2 separate regions of the Homo sapiens genome follow, and region 2 is linked to region 1. A link is an interaction called in ENCODE POLR2A ChIA-PET data of the cell type or tissue named here. Cell type or tissue: Caco-2. All regions are shown on one strand. Each heading gives the region's core, and the rest is flanking DNA. Links, peaks and the distances in the headings are about the cores only.

Evidence for each region. ChIA-PET counts read pairs that join two places held together with the same protein. Peaks named below come from ENCODE experiments on the same cell type or tissue, not always from the same donor. Only the 100,000 strongest peaks of a DNase experiment are listed, where the experiment ranks them.
Region 2: POLR2A ChIA-PET joins it to region 1 with 6 read pairs; 8 of 35 experiments call an interaction of 5 or more read pairs at or near these places.

What each region holds. Positions count from the first base shown.
Region 1 is chr7:140,488,236-140,498,351 of GRCh38, forward strand. No RefSeq gene overlaps it. Among named protein-coding and RNA genes, the nearest start is that of MKRN1, 14 kb to the left of the region's middle. In Caco-2, for the core only: a CTCF peak has its summit at 5,029 (motif pointing left); a DNase peak (open chromatin) is centred at 5,043.
Region 2 is chr7:140,635,770-140,645,885 of GRCh38, forward strand. DENND2A (DENN domain containing 2A) reads right to left here and starts at 5,044. Exons shown (of 20, transcript NM_015689.5): 1 at 4,735-5,044. LOC105375535 (a long non-coding RNA gene) reads left to right here and starts at 5,140. Exons shown (of 6, transcript XR_928047.3): 1 at 5,140-5,505. It also overlaps the pseudogene RN7SL771P. RefSeq lists enhancers at 1-433, 434-1,040 and a silencer at 4,940-5,234. In Caco-2, for the core only: no CTCF peak of the experiment used is centred there; a DNase peak (open chromatin) is centred at 5,173; H3K4me3 peaks cover 1,372 bases.

The DNA.
Region 1 (10,116 bases), core at 1,437-9,436:
AGCAAGACTCCGTCTCAAAAAAAAAAATACACGTAGTGTTAAAGGAAAATAAATGTTGGGGCCTGTAAATTACTAAGCTAAAGGGAAAAGTCAAGCTGGAAACTTCTCAGGGCCAAACTGTCTCCCATTCTATTCAAAGTCACCCCTCTGGTGACTGAGATAAACGCATATCTGATTGCCTCCTTTGGAGAGGCCAATCAGAAACTCAAAAGAATGCAACCATTTGCCTGTTATCTACCTATGACCTGGAAAACTCCTCCCGGCTTGGAATCTTCCCTTTTTTGGCTTCAAGTTGTCCTGCCTTTCCAGACTGAACCAATGTTCATCGTGCATATGTTGATTGACGGCTCATGTCTCCTTAGAATGTATAAAAGCAAGCTGTGATCTGACCACCTTGGGCACATGTAATCAAGAACCTCCTGAGGCTGAGTACAGTGGCTTATGCCTGTAATCCCAGCACACTGGGAGGCCGTGGTGGGCAGATTACTTGAGGTCAGGAGTTCCAAACCACTCAGGCCAACATGGTGAAACTCCATCTCTACTAAAAATACAAAAATTAGCCGGGCATGGTTGTGTACACCTGTAATCCCAGCTGCTTGGGAGGCTGAGGCAGGAGAATCACTTGAACCCTGGAGGTGGAGGTTGCAGTGAGCTAAGATCATGCCATTGCACTACTGCCTGGGGGACAGAGTGAGACTCTGTCTCAAAAAAATTAGCTGGGCGTGGTGGGGCACACCTGTAATCCCAGCTTCTCCACCACACTCCAGCTTGGTCAGCAGAGCGAGACTCCATCTCAAAAAAACAAAAACAAAAACAAAAACTAAAAACACCTCCTGAGGTTATGTCACAGATGCACATCCTTATATAAGAACCACACTTGATTTTCAAAGGCCTTACATCTACATTATCTAGTTTGGGTCCCACAATGGCCTTTAGAAGTAGGAGAAGTACAGAGTACTTTGCCATTTTAAGGCCCGGAAAATGAGGTTGTCGAGTCATGCACAAATGTTGCCTGTAATCACATAGCCCATAAGTGAGCTTGGAGCTTGAGGAATTTAAACTTCTGCTTTATTGCTTCCCTGAGCTGGTGCTGGAGGTTAGGCCTTGCCCTAAAGGAGTTTTTCCTTTGAAAGAAAAGGCTACGGCCAGGCGCGGTGGCTCACGCCTGTAATCCCAGCACTTTGGGAGGCCAAGGCGGGCGTATCACGAGGCTAGGAGATCGAGACCATCCTGGCTAACACGGTGAAACCCCATCTCTACTAAAAATACAAAAACAAAATTAGCTGGGTGTGGTGGTGGGGGCCTGTAGTCCCAGCTACTCAGAAGGCTGAGGTGGGAGAATGGCATGAACCCAGGAGGCAGAGCTTGCAGTGAGCCGAGATCGCGCCACTGCACTCCAGCCTGGACGACAGAGCAAGACTCTGTCTCAAAAAAATAAAAAAAAAAGAGAAGACTACAAATAAGACACAATCACTTTAAGTGCTGCAAAGTTAAAGGATAAGAGATTTGTCTGGCATCTTCCCAAGCCAGTGTGGAATATTTTATTGTCAGCAGATGTAGTTTGTACTATGTTACACAAGTTTTGACAACCTTAATCTGGAAACTGTAGTCTACACAATAAACATAATGTTGATCTATGTGTTATTTTCTTTCCAAAGGGAGTTTAATTAATGATTTGTTCCCTGTAAAAACAGTCTATATTCTCTTATAGACCAGTGGTTCCCTGCCTTTTAAATCCTCCTCAATCAATGCTCCTGACTGGGCCTCCCTTTGTAATCCCATAATGCTAAGATTGCAGGTGTGAGCCATCAGCCCCAGCTATGAGTTATTTTATTTTATTTTTATTGTTATCTTATTTATTTTATTTTATTTTATTTTTGAGATGGAGTTTCGCTCTGCTGCCCAGGCTGGAGTGTAGTGGCATGATCTAGGCTCACTGCAAGCTCTGCCTCCCAGGTTCACGCCATTCTCCTGCCTCAGCCTCCCAACTAGCTGGGACTACAGGAGCCCGCCACCACGCCCAGCTAATTTTTTGTATTTTTAATAGAAACGGGGTTTCACCGTGTTAGTCAGGACAGTCTCAATCTCCTGACCTCATGATCTGCCCGCCTCGTCCTCCCAAAGTGCTGGGATTACAGGCGTGAGCCACCGTGCCGGGCCTATTTTATTTTTATTTTTAGAGATGGAGACTTGCTCTGTCACCCAGGCTGGAGTGCAGTGGTATGATCTCAGCTAACTTCAACCTCTGCCTCCTGGGTTCAAGCGATTCTCCTGCCTCAGCCTCCTGAGTAGCTGGGATTACAGGCATGCACCACCATGCCCAGCTAATTTTTGTGTTTTTAGTAGAGACAGGGTTTCGCCATGTTGGCCAGGCTGGTCTCAAACTCCTGACCTCAGGCAATCCACCCCCCCACCCCCCTTCAGTCTCCCAAAGTGCTGGGATTACAGGCATGAACCACCACACCCAGCCCATGAGTTATTTTATTTTTATTGTATTTATTTATTTTTGAGTCGGAGTCTTGCTGTATTGTCCATACTGCAGTGCAATGACGCGATCTCGGCTCACCGCAACCTCTGCTTCCCAGGTTCAAGTGATTCTCCTGCCTCAGCCTCCCAAGTAGCTGGGATTACAGGCGCGCCACCACACCCAGCTAATTTTTGAAATTTCAGTAGAGACAGGATTTCACCATGTTGGCCAGGCTGGTCTCCAACTCCTGACCTCAAATGATCCGCCCACCTCAGCTTCCCAAAGTGCTGGGATTACAGGCATGAGCCACCACGCCTGGCCGAGTTATTTTTAATATTAAATACTGTGTTAATTTTTGGTACATTTATATATATATATATATATATATATATATATTTTTTTTTTTTTTTTTTTTTTTAATAAGCAATCCAGTTTGGCCAGGTGCAGTGGCTCATGCCTGTACTTCCAGCACTTTGGGAGGCTGAGGTGGGAAGATCGCTTGAAGCCAGGAGCTCAAGACCAGCCTGGGCAATATAGCAAGACTCCATTTCTAGAAAAACATTAGAAAATTAACTGGAACCAGGAGAGGTGTCTTATGCCTTGTAATCCCAGCACTTTGGGAGGCCAAGGTGGGATGATTGCTTGAGGCCAGGGGTTCAAGACCAGCCTGGGAAACATGGCAAAACCCTGTCTCATTCCTTCAATCCTAGCACTTTGGGAGGCTGAAGCAGGTGGGTCACTTGAGGTCAGTTCAAGACCAGCCTGGCCAACATAGTGAAACCCCCGTCTCTACCAAAAATACAAAAATGAGCTCTTGGCCTTGGTGCCATCTTCTTGGAAACCTTTGTGCTACAAGAGCCAAGTGGAGGAAGAAGCACATGAGGAGGCTGAAGCCCAAAAGAAAGATGAGGCAGAGGTCCAAGTAAACCACTAGCTTGTTGCACCCGTGGAGGCCACAGAAGCAGAAACATGGAATGCCAGAGGCTGGGAATGCTGGTACAAGTTGTTGGACTGCATGCTACTGTCTAGAGCTTTCTCAATGGACCTGGAACTTTATCGCCAACTGATCGCCAAGACCACCTCTGAGACCCACCTTGGTAATAACCAAAACTGTCCATGTTGGTCCTTTGTCCTGGATCTGTGACATTCTGAACTATTTATTTATTTATTTTTTGAGACAGAATCTTGCTCTGTCACCCAGGCTGGAGTGCAGTGGTGCGATCTCGGCTCACTGCAATCTCCGCCTCCTGGGTTCACGCGATTGTCCTGCCTCAGCCTCTTAAATAGCTGGGATTACAGGTGTGCGCCACCATGCCCAGCTAATTTTTTTGTATTTTTGGTAGAGATGGGATTTCACCAAGTTGGTCAGGCTGGTCTCGAACTCCTGACTTCATGATCCGCCCGCCTCGGCCTCCCAAAGTGCTGGGACTACAGGCATAAGCCACCGCACCCGGCCATTCTGGACTATTTCTGTGTCCACTTGTGGCTGAGTATAGCAACCATACAATAAAACCCCTCTTCCACTGTCTTAGCTGAAGAACTAAAAAAAAAAAAAAAAAAAAATGAGTGGTGCATGCCTGTAGTCCCAGCTACTTGGGAGGCTGAGGCAGGAGAATCGCTTGAACCTGGGAGACGGAAGGTGCAGTGAGCTGAAATCACGCCACTGGTGCCACTGCGAGCCCAGCGGGGGCAGAGCGAGATTACAGCCCCAGGGGACAGAGCGAGACTCCATCTGAAAAGAAAGTTTGTCAAGTAAACAAATGAATGAGTCCAGGTGCAGTGGCTCACGCCTCTAATTCCAGTACCTCGGCAGGCTCATTTGAGGCCAGGTGTTCACAATCAGCCTGGACAAAATAGCAAGACTCCATCTTTATGAAATAAAAAATAAAAAGCCGCCGGGCGTGGTGGCTCATGCCTGTAATCCCAGCACTTTGGGAGGCCGAGGCGGGCAGATCACGAGGTCAGGAGATCAAGACCATCCTGATTAACACAGTGAAACCCCCTCTCTACTAAAAATACAAAAATTATCTGGGCGTGGTGGCGGGCGCATGTAGTCCCAGCTACTCGGGAGGCTGAGGCAGGATAATGGCATGAACCTAGGAGGCGGCGCTTGCAGTGAGCTGAAATTGCACCACTGCACTCCAGCCTGGGTGACAGAGCGAGACTCCGTCTCAAAATAAATAAATAAATAAATAAAAATAAATAAAAAGCCAAATGAATGGATGACACATGAATCAATGAATGCAAATATGAATTTGTGGGGCCTTACCCTATCTCTAAGCTCCCCTTCTCCCTCAAAAGGGTTAGGAACAAAAGGATTTTAGGAAAAGAACAGGAAAACTTAGAGCAGTTCCTCTCTAGAAATGGCAAGATATCTCAGCTCTCCCACCCCAGCCCTCACCCCTGGAGGGGATTATGCTGACCAAATAGTTTATGCTGCTGGAGGGCTCTCTTTAGGGAGGGGCAAAAATGCCAATAAGGTTATCTTCCTCTGTTCTGTACCCTGCTACCAAATCTGATCTGAAATCAGCCCATAGGTGTCCTAAAGTATGGAAATGTGCTAGGGCCACCTGCCGGTGGGAAAAAGATAAATTAGATTTCAGAAAAGGGCTGATAGTAAGCATTTAAAATACAATACCTTCCAGCGCAGTGGCTCATGCCTGTAATCCCAGCACTTTGGGAGGCCGAAGCGGGCGAATCACCTGAGGTCAGGGGTTCAAGACCAGCCTGACCAACATGGAGAAACCCCGTCTCTACTAAAAATACAAAAAAATTAGCCAGGCGTGCTGGCGCAGGCCTGTAATCCCAGCTACTCTCGAGCCTGAGGCGGGAGAATCACTTGAACCTGGGAGGCGGAGGTTGTGGTGAGCCGAGATCTCGCCATTGCACTCCAGCCTGGGCAACAAGAGCGAAACTGTCTAAAAAAGTAAATAAAATAAAATACCAAGAAGCTATATTTAGAAAACTCTTACATGCTTGAACCTTTACTTCCTTGACTTTTTTGTTTTGTTTTTGGTTTAAAATCCATTTACAGGCCGGGAGTAATGGCTCATGCCTGTAATCCCAGCCCTTTGGGAGGCCGAGGTGGACAAATCATTTGAGGTCAGGAGTTTAAGACCAGCCTAGCCAACATGGAAAACCCCATCTCTATTAAAAATACAAAAATTAGCCGGGTGTGGTGGTGTGCCTGTAATCCCAGCTACTGGAGAGGCTGAGGCAGGAGAATCCCTTGAACCTGAGAGGCAGAGATCACAGCACTGCACTCCAGCCTGGGCAATAGAGTGACACTCAGTCTCAAAAAAAAAAAAAAACGGGTGCAGTGTCTCATCCCAGCACATTGGGAGGCCAAGGCAGGTAGATCGCCTGACGTCAGGAGTTTGAGATTACCTTGGCCAACATGGTGGAACCCCATCTCTACTAAAAATACAAAAATTAGCTGGCTGTGGTGGCAGGCACCTGTAATCCCAGCTCCTCGGGAGGCTGAGGCTGGAGAATCGCTTGAACCCAGGAGGCGGAGGTTGCAGTGAGCTGAGAGCACGCCACTGCACCCCAGCCTGGGCAACAGAGTGAGACTCCGTCTTGAAAAAAAAAAAAGATAAATAAATAAAATCCGTTTATTACTGAGGAGTTCTTGATTTTGTGTGTGTGTGTGATTTAAAAGTTATAAATGGGCCGGGTGCGATGGCTCACGCCTGTAATCCCAGCACTTTGGGAGGCCAAGGCAGGCGGATCACGAGGTCAGGAGATCGAGACCATCCTGGCTAACACGGTAAAACCCCATCTCTACTAAAAATATAAAAAATTAGCTGAGCGTGGTGGTGGGCGCCTGTCTACTTGGGAGGCTGAGGCAGGAGAACGGCATGAACCTGTGAGGCGGAGCTTGCACTGAGCTGAGATCACACCACTGCACTCCAGCCTGGGGGACAGAGAGAGACTCCGTCTCAAAAAAGAAAAAAAAAAGTTATAAATGGAGGCCGGGCGCGGTGGCTCACCCCTGTAATCCCAGCACTTTGGGAGGCAGAGTTGGGCAGATCGCATGAGGTCAGGAGTTCAAGACCAGCCTGACCAACATGGAGAAACCCTGTCTCTACTAAAAAATATAAAATTAGCTGGGCATAGGGGTGCCTGCCTGTAATCCCAGCTACTTGGGAGGCTGAGGCAGGAGAATCGCTTGAACCCAGAGGCGGAGGTTGTGGCTAGCCGAGATTGCGCCATTGCACTCCAGCCTGGGCAACAAGAGCGAAACTCTGTCTCAAAAAAAAAAAGAAGTTATAAATGGAACTACGTGTATTCACGTGCACGAGTTTGCACTGCAGTTTGATAGAAAGCCTGACTGCATTGTGTGGTAAGCTTGTGTGAGTGATGTGTGTGCTCTTTGAACTAATGCTGCTTCAGCTCTCCTCTGCCATAGCGGAACCCAGCCTTCCAGGAAAGAAAAGCCAGGAAGGGCAGCCTAATCTCTGCAAAAACTAGGAAGTGAATGCTGAGAATGAATTGATGAACTTCCTAGGCTTATTTGGTGAAAATATAGCTTGCTTTATAAAGAAAGGCCTCAGGCCAGGCACGGTGGCTCACGCCTGTAATCCCAGCACTTTGGGAGGCTGAGGCGGGTGGATCACCTGAGGTCGGGAGTTCAAGACCAGCCTGAGCAACATGGTGAAACCCCGTCTCTACCAAAAATACAAAAATTAGCCAGGCGTGGTGGCGCATGCCTGTAATCCCAGCTACTCAGGAGGCTGAGGCAGGAGAATCACTTGAACCCAGGAGGCGGAGGTTGCAGTGAGCCAAGATTGCACCATTGCACTCCAGCCTGGACGACAGAGCAAGACTCCATCTCAAAAAAAAAAAGAAAAGAAAAGAAAAGAAAGAAAATGTCTCTTCCAGGTGCAGCCTAAATGAGCCACAGTCTTAGGGGATAATAGCATCAGCGGATTCCTTCATTCCTTCATTCAGGTACGGTGGTCAGGGAAGGCCCTTCTAAGACAATATTTGAAAGTAGTCCTAAAGGATTGGAAAGAATGAGCCATGTGAAGACATGAGGGAAGAGCGCACAGGCCAGAGGGAACAGCAGGTATGGCCCGGAGGCTGGGCCCTGCTTGGTGTGATCCAGGACCTGCTGACGCCACTGTGGCTGGACCCAGGGAGCCAGGCCAAGGTTGGTCAGAGATAAGGCCGACTGGAGAGCGAAGGGGAGATGGAATCACCTGATGGGTTCTTCCTGCCTGCTGCACAGACAAAATCAATCCTCTGAGACCATGGCACAGCAGTAAAGAACAGTAAAGAACGCTGAATTGACAGAAGCTGGCTACAAATCAATCTCCTTGAAGGCTCTGAGGTTAAGGATTTTCTTTTGTTTTCTTTTTTTTGTTTTTGTTTTTGCCATATCAATACCTGGTTTAATTTTTTTTTTTTTTTTTTTTTTGAGACGGAGTCTCACTCTGTCTCCCAGGCTGGAGTACAATGGCGCCATCTTGGCTCACTGCAACCTCCGCCTCCTGAGTTCAAGCGATTCTCCTACCTCAGCCTCCCAAGTAGCTGGGACTACAGGCGCCCGCCACCAAGCCCGGCTAATTTTTTGTATTTTTAGTAGAGATGGGATTTCACCGTGTTAGCCAGGATGGTCTCGATCTCCTGACCTCGTGATCTACCTGCCTTGGCCTCCCAAAGTGCTGGGATTACAGGTGTGAGCCACTGTGCCTGGCCAGTTTTAATTTTTTTTAGAGGAAATACTATAATCTTTTTTTTTTTTTTTTTTAGATAGAGTTTCACTCTGTCACCCAGGCTGAAGTGCAGTGGCATGATCTCAGCTCACCATAACCTCCACCTCCCATGTTCAAGCAATTCTCCTGCCTCAGCCTCCTGAGTAGCTGGGATTACAGGCGCCAGCCACCACACCTGGCTAATTTTTGTATATTTTTTTTTTAGTAGAGACGGGGTTTCACCATGTTGATCAGGCTGGTCTCGAACTCCTGACCTTGTGATCCACCCGCTTCAGCCTCCCAAAGTGCTGGGATTACAGGCATGAGCCACTGTGCCCAGCCGGAAATACTATAATCTTAAAAAAGAGTTCCAAAAAACTTAACAGCATTTCCAGCCATGACTATTTCTGAAATGTAAAGATTTGAAACCTAATTTATACAAAACTAAAAACCAGAAAGATTCATTCTTGCTTTTTCTTTTTTAAAAAATCCAGATAGTTTGTCACAAGAAAGTTCGGCAAATTGCCAGGCACAGTAGCTCACGTCTGTAATCCCAGCACTTTGGGAGGCGGAGGTGGGTGGATCACCTGAAGTCAGGAGTTCAAAACCAGCCTGGCCAACATAGTGAAACCCCATCTCTACTAAAAATACAAAAATTTGCTAGGCGTGGTGGCATGCCTGTAATCTCAGCTTACTCGGGAAGCTGAGGCAGGAGAATCACTTGAACCAGGAGGTTGAGGTTGCAGTAAACCAAGATCACGCCATTGCACTCCAGCCTGGGCGACAAGAGCGAAACTCCATCTCAAAAAAAAAAAAAAAAAATTCATTCTACTCAGTGTCTGCGTTGGGGGTTCTACATCTTATTTCCAATCGCTCAAGCCAGTTGCGCCACCTGAGGTTAGGGGTTTTCAAGGATAGTTTGGTGGGCAGTGGACTAGGGGTTGGGGAGTGAATGTTGGGGATGCAGTCATAGGGCTGTGGAAAATGGAGCTTGTATGCTGAGTTCCCCTCTGGGTGGGTCCACAGGACTGGGTGAGTCATGAGTCACAAGTGCAGGTGGAGCCATCAGGTAGCCAGAAATGTAAAAGTGTGAAAGGACATCTCAGAAGGCCAATCTTAGCTTCTACAATAGTGATGTTATCTGCAGGAGTAATTGGGGAAGTCACAAATCTTGTGACCTCCAGAACAATGGCTGGTTACCCTTTAACGATGCCTATATCTCAGCAAAATTCAGGCTCCTCTCATAATCCTAAACTTATGGCTTTTCATTAGTTTTACAAAGGCAGTTTGGTTTTGGGAAGGGCCATTATCATCCTCACTTTAAGGTTAAATTATTTATTTATTTTTTTTGAGATGGAGTCGGGCTCTGTCACCCAGACTGGAGTGCAGTGGCATGGTCTTGGCTCACTGCAACCTCCACCTCCTGGGTTCAAGCAATTCTCCTGTCTCAGCCTCCCAAGTAGCTGGGATTACAGGCACATGCCAGCATGCCAGGCTAATTTTTGGTATTTTTAGTAGACACAGGGGTTTCACCATGTTGGCCAGGCTAGTCTTGAATTCCTGGCCTCAGGTGATTCACCCGCCTCGGCCTCCCAAGGTGCTGGGTTTACAGGTGTGAGCCACCGCGCCCGGCCTAAGGTTAAACTATAAACTAAATTTCTCTCAAAGTTAGTTTGACCTACTCCCAGGAATGACCCAGGACAGCTTGGAGATTAGAAGCAAGTTGGAGGCGGCAACAATGTCAGGTTTCTCTTACTGTCTTAATTTTGCAAAGGCGCTTTTAGAGACACAGTGAGAGCTAGTGTTCCTGCTGAGCAGATTCCTCCTCCCCAGTTCACAGCGCACTTTAGTGTATCTTTGGGTGGTACTCTACCAGCCATGCAGAAATTATCAGACCCAGTGAGACTGCAGCAGACTCAGGCGGCCAGGATGAGAGTGTCCTGAGCGGTG
Region 2 (10,116 bases), core at 1,514-9,513, 150 kb after region 1:
CGTGCCAAAGAGAAGCTGAAGGTAGAGTCGCAATTCTAGGCCCAGCTGGCAAAGAACTTAACTTCTAGGCAAACTGAGGGCTGACGGAGTAAACTGTTGCCCACGTCAGACATTGATTTTAAGGCCAGGGTAAAGAAGAGTCTGACTCTGGCTTCCCAGCATGTCGCTGTCTTTTGCATATGAAAAGTAGAGAACTTAGCTCATCACTTGCCCTAGTTCCAGGCAGTGTTTGCCTCCTATCATTAAAGGGGCCAGCGGGGCCTGGCACTCTTCCCTGAGTAACCAGCACAGGGAATTTCAAGAGAGTCTGGGGTACAAGTGGAGGCTGTCTGATTCAGGTGGCAGAAGAAGGGTCTATGCTTGGACACATGAGGCTGATAGCCAGTGTTCAGGGCCAGGCTCCTGGGGTAACAAGCAACAATGCGTGTGGGCAGAGAGGCAGTGGTGAGGGCAGTGAGGGGTCACAGCCCGAAAGGCGCTGCACAATGAACCCATGGAAAACCAGTTTCACTAAAATCTCTCCAAGAAAGAGCAATCCAGGGCAGCTCCAGGGAAGCAACTCCTAACCCCCAGTCTTCAGCAAGGTGACTGCCAGAAGGAACAGAGGAGGGCTGGTAAAGACCTCGGGGGAGAAGCAGCGATACAGGAGTCCAGGAGACTGTGCGGAACGCCAGGAACAAGCAGGGCCAGCCTTGTCCACTTCTGAGGACCTGCGAGGCATCCCATGTGTCCCACCTGGGATCTTTTGGAATCTGAGTTTCCGTCCCGCCCTGTGATGGGCTCTCTATACGTGACTGCTAGAGCAGCCACTCTCAACCTCAGCTGTACCTTAAAATCATCTGGGGATCTCAAAAAAATACTGATGCCAGGCAGTGAGCCCTAAGTATCAGTTGTTTTGAATCTCCCTCCCCAGCCTTTTTTTTTTTTTTTTTTTTTTTGGACACAGGGCCTCACTGTCGCCTAAGCTGGAGTGAAGTGGCACAATCATAGCTCCCTGCAGCCTCAACCTCCCTAGGCTCAAGTGATCCTCCCACTTCAGTCTCCCGAGTAGCTGGGACTACAGGTGTGTGTCACTGTGTGTGGTTAATTTCTTTTATTTATTTATTTTTGAGATGGAGTCTTGCTCTGTCGCCCAGGCTGGAATGTAGTGATGCAATCTTGGCTCATGCAACCTCCGCCTCCTGGGTTCAAGTGATTCTCCTGCCTCAGCCTCCCAAGTAGTTGGGACTACAGGCATGCGCCACCACGCCTGGCTAATTTTTGTATTTTTAGTAGAGACAGGGTTGGCCAGGCTGGTCTCAAACTCCTGATCTCAAGTGATCTGCCTGCCTCGGCCTCCCAAAGCGTTGGGATTACAGGCGTAGGCCACTGTGCCTGGCCAATTTCTTTTACTTTTTATAGAGATGGGGTCTCGCCATGTTGCCCAGGCTAGTCTCAAACTCTCCTCCCCAGCATTTAAATGTATATTCTAATGCACACCCCAAGATTAAAAATGTTAAGAAATCTGATTGGAGGGGTAGAATCCCACTCCTACTGAATGTCAATTTACGACAGCTATAGTTGGCAAGAAATAGTTTAAAGTTTAAAGGGCACATTAGCAATGTATGGACATAGATTCTGCAGGTTCTCTGCCTTCTGCAGAAACCAAAGGGAAGAGCCTGGCCAGGAGATCTGTGCCTGAGTCTGCAGGACCTCCCAGTTCTCAGCTCCTACTCCTGGTTCCTCTGCAACTTCCTTGTGTTGTAGCAAACAAGATTTCCACCCTCCTGGGCCTCTCTGGTCTCCTGAAGAGGATCTCTGGTCTGCTGAGTCCCACCCTTTTCCTACCCCTTTAGAGGCAGGCTCTACATCCAGTCTGGAGGCAGAATGACCAGGACCGCCCTGGGAAGTGGACTTGCCCATATGAATGGAATCCTATAATGCTGTGTGAACTCCCTGCCTGCTTCCCCGGGGGTCAGGATTCCTGGATGCTGGCCCTTCCAACGTGCTATGCCCTACCTGTCCCCTTCTCAGACCACAGTCTCAGCCCACCCCTCTCTGGGCTATACTATGATAAGCCTCCTTCCCTTTATGGTTGAGCACCCCGGACGCCTTGCTCTCTACATTCACAGAGATGGGTGTCAGCTCTTCCTGCACTTAAGGTACCATTGTCTCCTTTGTATAGGATTTCCCTGGCCCCATACTCTGAGATGACACCCAGTCCTCACAGAAGTGCAGTTCACTCCCCTAGACATAACAGGATGGTAGAGGAAGGCAGTAACGGGGAGTTTTATCTTTCCATCTTTTGTAACACCAGCAACGAAGATTTTTTTTTTCTATGTCACTCTTCAGTCTTTACATAAAGTTCCACATGATAAATTCCCAGCTGAGTTCAATTCCAGGAAAAATTTTGTTCTGAGAATTAATTTGTAGGCTTTCTGTTGTCCAAAATCCCAAACTATGCAACCCAGTGTATTTTTGTTTGTCCCTAAGCTGCCAGAAAACTTACAGCCAAATGCGTTATCCAAGTGTTGTAATCTGCTAAATGCAGGCCACTCAGAAGGTCCACATTCCTTTTGCTTTGCTTTGTTTTCTCCTGAGCATTTGTGTACATACTTGCTTTTAGTCTAAGTTATCATAATCTGTGCCCAAACCAGTCACCAGGTCCTGCCTCTTGATCCTGGCATCCTTTCAGTTTCTCCTGCTCCTCAGTAATTCTGGCCTGGGTGTTGCAAAAAGCCTTGGTCTCCTCCTCCTCCTCCAGGCCTCCCCACCCAACAACTAGAAGGAGCGCATCACTCCTGCTTCAGTGCATACTCCTGCCTCCTTCTGGCAGATCCTTCCTTCCCTGTGCCTCTGCCCTGACAGCTCCCGCCTCACCTCTCCCCGGCATGCACTCACATACTGCAACCCGCAGCCACACTGAATTCCCCTCACTGGCCTCTCCTAGACTCTCTTGGTGACTTTGCACATTCTGTTCTTTCAGCCTGAAACAACCTTCCCTGCTGTTTCCTTGGTGAGGCGGTTTTCAGGGCTTAGCCCAAGCATCACCTAATCTGTGGGGATTCCCTGCACCGGCTCCTCTCTGGGCTGCCCTAGTTCTATGCCATGCAGCCCTCACAGCCAGGCTGGGCAGGACTGGTTTTACTTTTTTGTTTGACTACCCAGCTAGGATGGTGTTCCTGGAAGGAAGGGGGACGTCTCATTCCTCGCTGTGCCACTGATGTCTAGCACGCATGCCTAGCACACAGAGCTGTGTAAGGGTATGAATAGAATACATGACACAGGATTTTATTAATCTTCCAGAATGAAAGGACTGGAGGCCAGGCACAGTGGCTCAAGCCTGTAATCCCAGCACTTTGCGAGGCCGAGGCGGGCAGATCACCTGGGGTCAGCAGTTCAAGACCAGCCTGGCCAACATGGTGAAACCCCGTCTCTACTAAAAATACAAAAATTAGCTGGGTGTGGTGGTGGGCGCCTGTAATCCCAGCTACTCGGGAAGCTGAGACAGGAGAATTGCTTGAACTCCGGGGGCTGAGGTTGCAGTGGGTCGAGATTGCACTACCGCACTCCAGCCAGGGTGACAGAGCAAGACTCTGTCTCAAAAAAATAAAAATAAAAAACAAACGAAAGGACTGGAGGCCAGCCTCCCGCCAGCCTTTTCATTACCAGGCCTCAGAAACCGTCTCTGACACACACACACACACACACTCGCACACTCACACATACTTCCTCTCGGAGTTCTGCTCCGTCCCACGCTGCCCACCCAGACTTTCTACTCCACTCTTTTGGTATCTGATATTTGATGATGTAAGGAGAAGGGATTTCTTTCTCTTCTTTTATGTGGTAACCACAGAGGGTTTAAGAGTTTACTAACAAGATTACTGTAGCACGCCTATTACAACTCTGTTACCCCCAGCCCATTACTGTCCGATGTCATTTGGAACCTTGGGGAAGTCACATTCCTGAATCGCATCTGAACAGCAGCTGGAAGTCAGCACCAGCTGGTTAAGGCAGGGTCACTGCACTTCCCTTGCCCAATTTACGCCCCTGGAGAGCCCTGACCAGTTTCCTGCTTCCTGTCCCAGGCCCCCCATGACAAGATTCCACGGCTGAGGTCTGGCTCTACTCCGTGGTCTCACCCAGCTCTCTGTGACCCTCCTAATACGATTGTGTCCAGACTTCCCCTGGGCTCCATCTGCTCCCAACTCCACCCTTGGGGACAAAGTGGAAGAAGTAAGACCATTCAATCATCTTTACCTTCTTGCTTTCCCAAGACTGCAAATGCTGACCGCTGTGAGGGGGGCCCGGCTGCTCAGCCGCCTCGATGCCCCGCGCTTGCACGCGCACGCACACACTCACACACACTCGCACAGACACACTCACACACAGACACACAAGCGCGCACACACACACACGCGCGCGCGCGGACACACACACACTCACACTCGCGCCCCGAGGGACCCAGCACGGCGCAGGGCGGGGGTCTACCGGCTTTCTGCAGGTCCCCGAGGCGCGAGACGGCGGCGTCCGGGCTCAGTCCTGGGAGTCAGCCCGAGCCCGGGAGGAACGCCTGGATCGCGCTCTGCACAGTCCCGGGACCAGGCGGGAACTCAGACTCCCGTCTGCAGAGCCGCTTCCCCCGTCAGGGCTCAGGCCGCGCGAGCCGTTTCCTCCCTCCCCCGCGCGTCCCCTCCTCCGTCCCCTTTCCCTCCCCAGCTCGACCCTGCACCCCCTGGCCCGGCCCGGCCCTACCTCCCCGCGGGCGGCGGCTCCGCGGGCTCTGGGGCGCATCTTGGGGGCTCCGGGGCGGGCCGGGACGGCTGGCGGCGCGGCTCGGGGGCGGGCGGCGGCGGGTGCCGGGGACGCCATGGCCCTCCGCCCTCCGCCCCTTTGTCCGCCGAGCCTCCCCCGGCCGCCCGCAAGCCCCTGGGGGTCCCCGCCGCGCGCGCTCCCGTGGGGTCCCCGCCGCCCCCGGCCCCAGCGGCGCGCTTCCCTCGGCCGGCCCAGCGCAGGCTCGCCCGCGGCCCCTGCCTCCTCCTGCCGTGGCTCCGCGACGATCTGCGCGACGCGCGCCCCCTCCTCCCGACCCATCCCGCCCGGCCCAGTGAGCTAATCCGCAGCTGGCGGGCGCCCGGCCGGTTGCCACGGCAACCCCTCTCCCAGGGCCCGGCCCCGCGCGGAGCTGCGGTAAACAGGACCTTCTGCCGGACTCGCCCCCTCGCCTCTCGGGGTGGGGGAGAGGTGGCTTAACCCTTCCTGGGAGGACGCCCGCCGCGCGCGGGCTCCATTCCACCCAGGCCCGGGCGGATTCGCGAGGTGCTTCCGGCCTGAGGCTTAGACCTGGACGTCCAAGCCTGGGGAACGGCGGCCGCGTGCCCGGCCCCGCTTACTCTAGGCAGTTAACACACTCTCGGCACCGGGCCGGGGCCGGGGGCACCTCGGGCAGTGAGTCAGGCACCACCCTTGCCCCAGGCAGCTTGCCGTCGGGCCGGGGTAATGACAGTCATGAGACCGGCGATGCAGGTGATGGGGGCCGGGGAGGGCCCAGGGCCGAGCGCGCTGCAGAAGGGCTCCCAGACCGGGCGGGAAGGGAGGTGGTCAGGAAAAGCTTCCAAGAGGAGAAGTGACTTCATAGACCCGCTGCCCCCACTCACGCAGGACACCGTCAAGGAACACAGGCTGCACAGCAGAAGTCCGCAGGGAAATGCCGTGGGCTGCGGGGAAGGCGGGTCTGGAATACAGGCTGGGGCCTTCGAGGAAGTTCCCTGGAGCTTTGACCGGGCCGGGAACATTGAATAGCATTTGCATAGGTGGAGGAAAGTGGGTGAAAGGAAAGGGTTCTGAGTGAAGGGAACAGCACCAGTGGAGGCCGGAAGCAGAGGCTAGGCATTTCAGAAACAGCCGAGTGAGGACCAAGTGGTGAATCAGGTCTGATGGGTAGGCTTAGCCAGATTTCAAGCGGGGGACGGAAAGTTTTTGAGCAGAGGAATGCCCTGATGAGAGTGAGGGGGGTCTGGCGGGGTGATTTGCGCGCGGTGGGAGCAGGCTTCAGGTCCATCTCCACACCAGAGGAAGGTCATCCTCATCTTTAGCTCAGAAGGGCTGGGAGCCATGGTCCTGCGGGACAGCAAAGAGGCCTAAAGTTCAAGCAAGGGGGAAGAGAGAAGAGAGGCTTAGCCTCACAAATCCACAGAAGGAGTGTGCGCGCGAGAGAAAGGCAGGAGGGAGACAGTGAAAAATAAAAGATGGGTGTAATGACGTAATACTGCCCAGGCAGTGCCTATAGACTGGGAGCTTGAGATTTGAGGGACTTGTTCAAAGTCACAGGAAAAAAATCTCTGTTTTCTTCTCAGCTGAGGGTTTTATGCTTTCTGGGAACTCTTTGAAGCTTTTCTAGGGCTTAAGTTCCTTAAACTCCTCATGACATACCCATTTTAACTAAGCATAGTCAACTTTTAGAGCCCACATTTGCAAAGTGCAAGCTTTTTTTTTAAAGTGTAAGCATTTAAATTATTGTTTTGTTTGTTGAAGCATTATTCAGTAAGTTTTTCACTTTCTAAATAAAGATCAGAGGCTTGGCTTTTTTTTTTTTTTTTTTTTGAGACGGAGTCTCGCTCTGTCGCCCAGGCTGGAGTGCAGTGGAGCGATTTCGGCTCACTGCAAGCTCCGCCTCCTGGGTTCACGCCATTCACCTGCCTCAGCCTCCCAGGCTTGGCTTCTTTTTTATTGATTGATTGATTGAGGCAGTCTCAGTCTCTCACCCGCGGTGGAGTGCAGTGTTGCTATCATAGCTCACTTCAGCCTCGAACTCCTGGGCTCAAGCAATTTCCCCACCTCAGCCTCCCAATTAGCTAGGACTACAGATGTATGCTATCATGGTCGGCTTTTTTATTTTTTGTAGGTCTTGCTATGTTGCCCAGGCTAATCTTGAACTCCTGGCCTCAAGTGATCCTCCTGACTTGGCCTCCCAAAGTGTTGGGATTATAGATGTGAGCCACCACGCCTGGCCAAGACTTGGCTTCTTGAGGGTTAATTATTCCCAGGGCTGCTACAACATATAAGAAAGCAAACTGGTGCAATCTTGGCTTGCAACCTTTGCCTCCTGGGTTCAAGCGATTCTTTTGCCTAAGCCTCCTGAGTAGCTGGGATTACAGGCGCCTGCCACCGCGCCACGCTCGGCTAATTTTTTTGTATTTTTAGTAGTGACAGGGTTTCACCATCTTGGCCAGGCTAGTCTTAAAAACTCCTGACCTCATGATCCACCCGCCTTGGCCTCCCAAAGTGCTCGGATTACAGGTGTGAGCCACCGCACCTGGCCTAATTTTTTTTTTTTTTTTTTTTTGAGACAGATTCTCACTCTGTCACCTAGGCTGGAGTACAGTGGCATGGTCTTGGGTCACTGAAGCCTCAGCCTCCTGAGTTTGAGTGATTCTCCTGCCTCAGCCTCCCATGTAGCTGGGATTACAGGCATCTGCCACCATGCCCAGCTAATTTTTGTATTTTTAGTAGAGACAGGGTTTCACCATGTTGGCCAGGCTGATCTCAAACTCTTGACCTCCAGTGATCCTCCCACCTCAGCCTCCCAAAGTGCTGAGATTATATTGTATAGGTGTGAGCCACTATGCCTGGCCTTCCACTCCCTCATCTTTGACTTCTGGACACTAATCTGTTTTAGGAAAATAACTCCTGCCTTAGTTCCTTGGGTCTGAGTCTGATGAACTGTGTACAGCCTGTGCTTTGTGGATTTCTAACCTTGCCTGCCTCTCACAGCCCCCAGCCCTCCAACTTCTCAGAGCTGGCTGCTCCCATTGCTGGGTCATCCTGTGGCTCTGCCCATGACAGGGGTCCCACATAGGGACCCCTCCCTCCTTCACCTTGTGGCCCCCCCATGCTGGCTCCCTGGAGGAGGGAGACAGGGTAGCCCACGATAGCCCTCCAAGGCTGGTGCTACACGTTGGAGCCTGGAAGGGCCTCTCCGTCATCCCCTCTTCTCCTGTTCCTGGCGCTGACAACTCCAACAGTATATTCGTCCCCTGTCCTCCTTCTCTGTCCATAGCTTCTCTTCATGTTGGAAAATGCTTCGGGTAGGAGGTCATGCCTGGCCTCAAGCTGGGAAAAGTGAAAGTGAGAGGAAAGGGACAAAGTTGATTTCTCTTTTGAGTCTTTAATCTTGCTTCTTTATATTTTATTTTATTTCATTTTATTTTATTTTAATTAATTTTTATTTTTTGAGACAGAGTCTTGCTCTGTCGCCCAGGCTGGAGTGCAGTGGTGCAATCTCGGCTCACCACAACCTCCGCCTCCTGGGTTCAAGTGATTCTCCTGCCTCAGCCTCCCAAGTAGCTGGTATTACAGGCATGCGCCACCACACCCGGCTAATTTTTGTATTTTTAGTAGAGATGGGGTTTCGCCATGTTGACCAGGCTGGTCTCAAACTCCCGACCTCAGGTGATCCCCTCACCTTGGCCTCCCAAAGTGCTGGGATTACAAGCATGAGCCACCGTGCCCAGTCTTTTTTATTTTATTTTAACATTTATTTCAATTAATTTATATTGAGACAAGGTCTTGCTATGTTGCCTAGGCTGGCCTTGAACTCCCCACCTCAGCCTCCTGAATAGTAACCCTGTTTCTTCCACACAGAGCAGCCCTGGAACACTGCAGTACATTTCTTCCTTCCTCTCCCTCCTTTTCCTCCAGCGTCCTGCTGAGGAGCGCAGGCCTTGATTGGAGGGGCACATTCAGCTCTGCAGCAGGTTGCTCAGCCTTGAAATCCCAGCTTTTTAAACCCTTCATCTGTAGGGTGGAAATGGCAATGGCTGCGGCCTCCTAAGAGCGCTGTTTTGAGGGTTTGGTATGGTGCCTGGCCCATGGGAGGACTCACGGGTACTCTCCTGTTGGTTATTATTTTCCTAATCTCCTTTTTTTTTTTCCCCATGAACACAGAGTGTCAAGGTTGAAGAATGGGAGGCAGGCAGTTTTTCTTCTCCTACATCAGCGCTCAACTCCCCCTTCCTCCCCACCCCTTTTAGGTCCAGGATCGTCTACCAGCACGCACAGGCAACAGAGCTGGCTTTATCTCAGCCATAAGCCAAGGGAGTAATGCATTCAATGGGCCTGCGGCTCTGTCTCTTGCTCCGACACTGGATGGAACAGACTCTCTCTTCCAGGCTCTGACTGCCTTCCAATAAAAATTAAAATAAAGAAACCAGGCCGGACGCGGTGGCTTATGGCTGTGATCCCAGCACACTGGAAGGCCGAGGCGGGCGGATCACCTGAGGTCATGAGTTCGAGACCAGCCTGGCCAACGTGGTGAAACCCTGTCTCTACTAACAATACAAAAATTAGCCAGGCATGGTGGCAGGTGCCTGTAATCCCAGCTAGTCGGGAGGCTGAGGCAGGAGAATCACTTGAACCTGGGAGGGCAGGCAGGTGGTGATGAGACAGAAGAAAGATCCTGCCAGCCAAGAGGCCAAGAAGGAATGGATCCCAGTGACCCAAGCAGGGGAGCCAGATCTCAAGGGGATGGTTTGAGTCAGGGATGCCCCAAGGAACTGCACTGCCTGTTCCTTCCAGAGGGGGGAGCCACAGTGAGGACATGGATTGGTTCTTGATCCAGAACTCTCCCTCCAGAGGAGCTGGCCCTGGGCAGAGCCGATGCTCACAGGCTTCATGGGGTAACAAAAAGAACATGGGTTGAGCCAGACAGGTCTGGGTCTGTGGGACCTCAGATAAAGCACATAACCCGTTGGGGCTTGGTTTTCCCATCCATGAAATGGCAGGAATGATGCTTCGTTGTTCAGAGTTGCAGGGCGGACCTAATGCCATGACTGGTCAAAGTGCCTGGGACAAAAATGATGCTCTGTCAACATTTACATCCAAAAGGAATCTCAGTGGAAATGAAAACATTTGAGAGAGTGTCCGAAGGCTCTTTCTCAGGCTCTGTCCCCTGCCTTGATGGGTGGGGCTAGCCTTGTCATATCCCTCGGTACTTCCCATTTCCCGTGGTTTCTTCTTTTTTTCTTTTGAGACGGAGCCTTGCTCTTGTTGCCCAGGCTGGAGTGCAATGATGTGATCTTGGCTCACTGCATAGGTGCATAGGTGAAAGGTATACACATGGGAGGCTGGGGCAGGAGG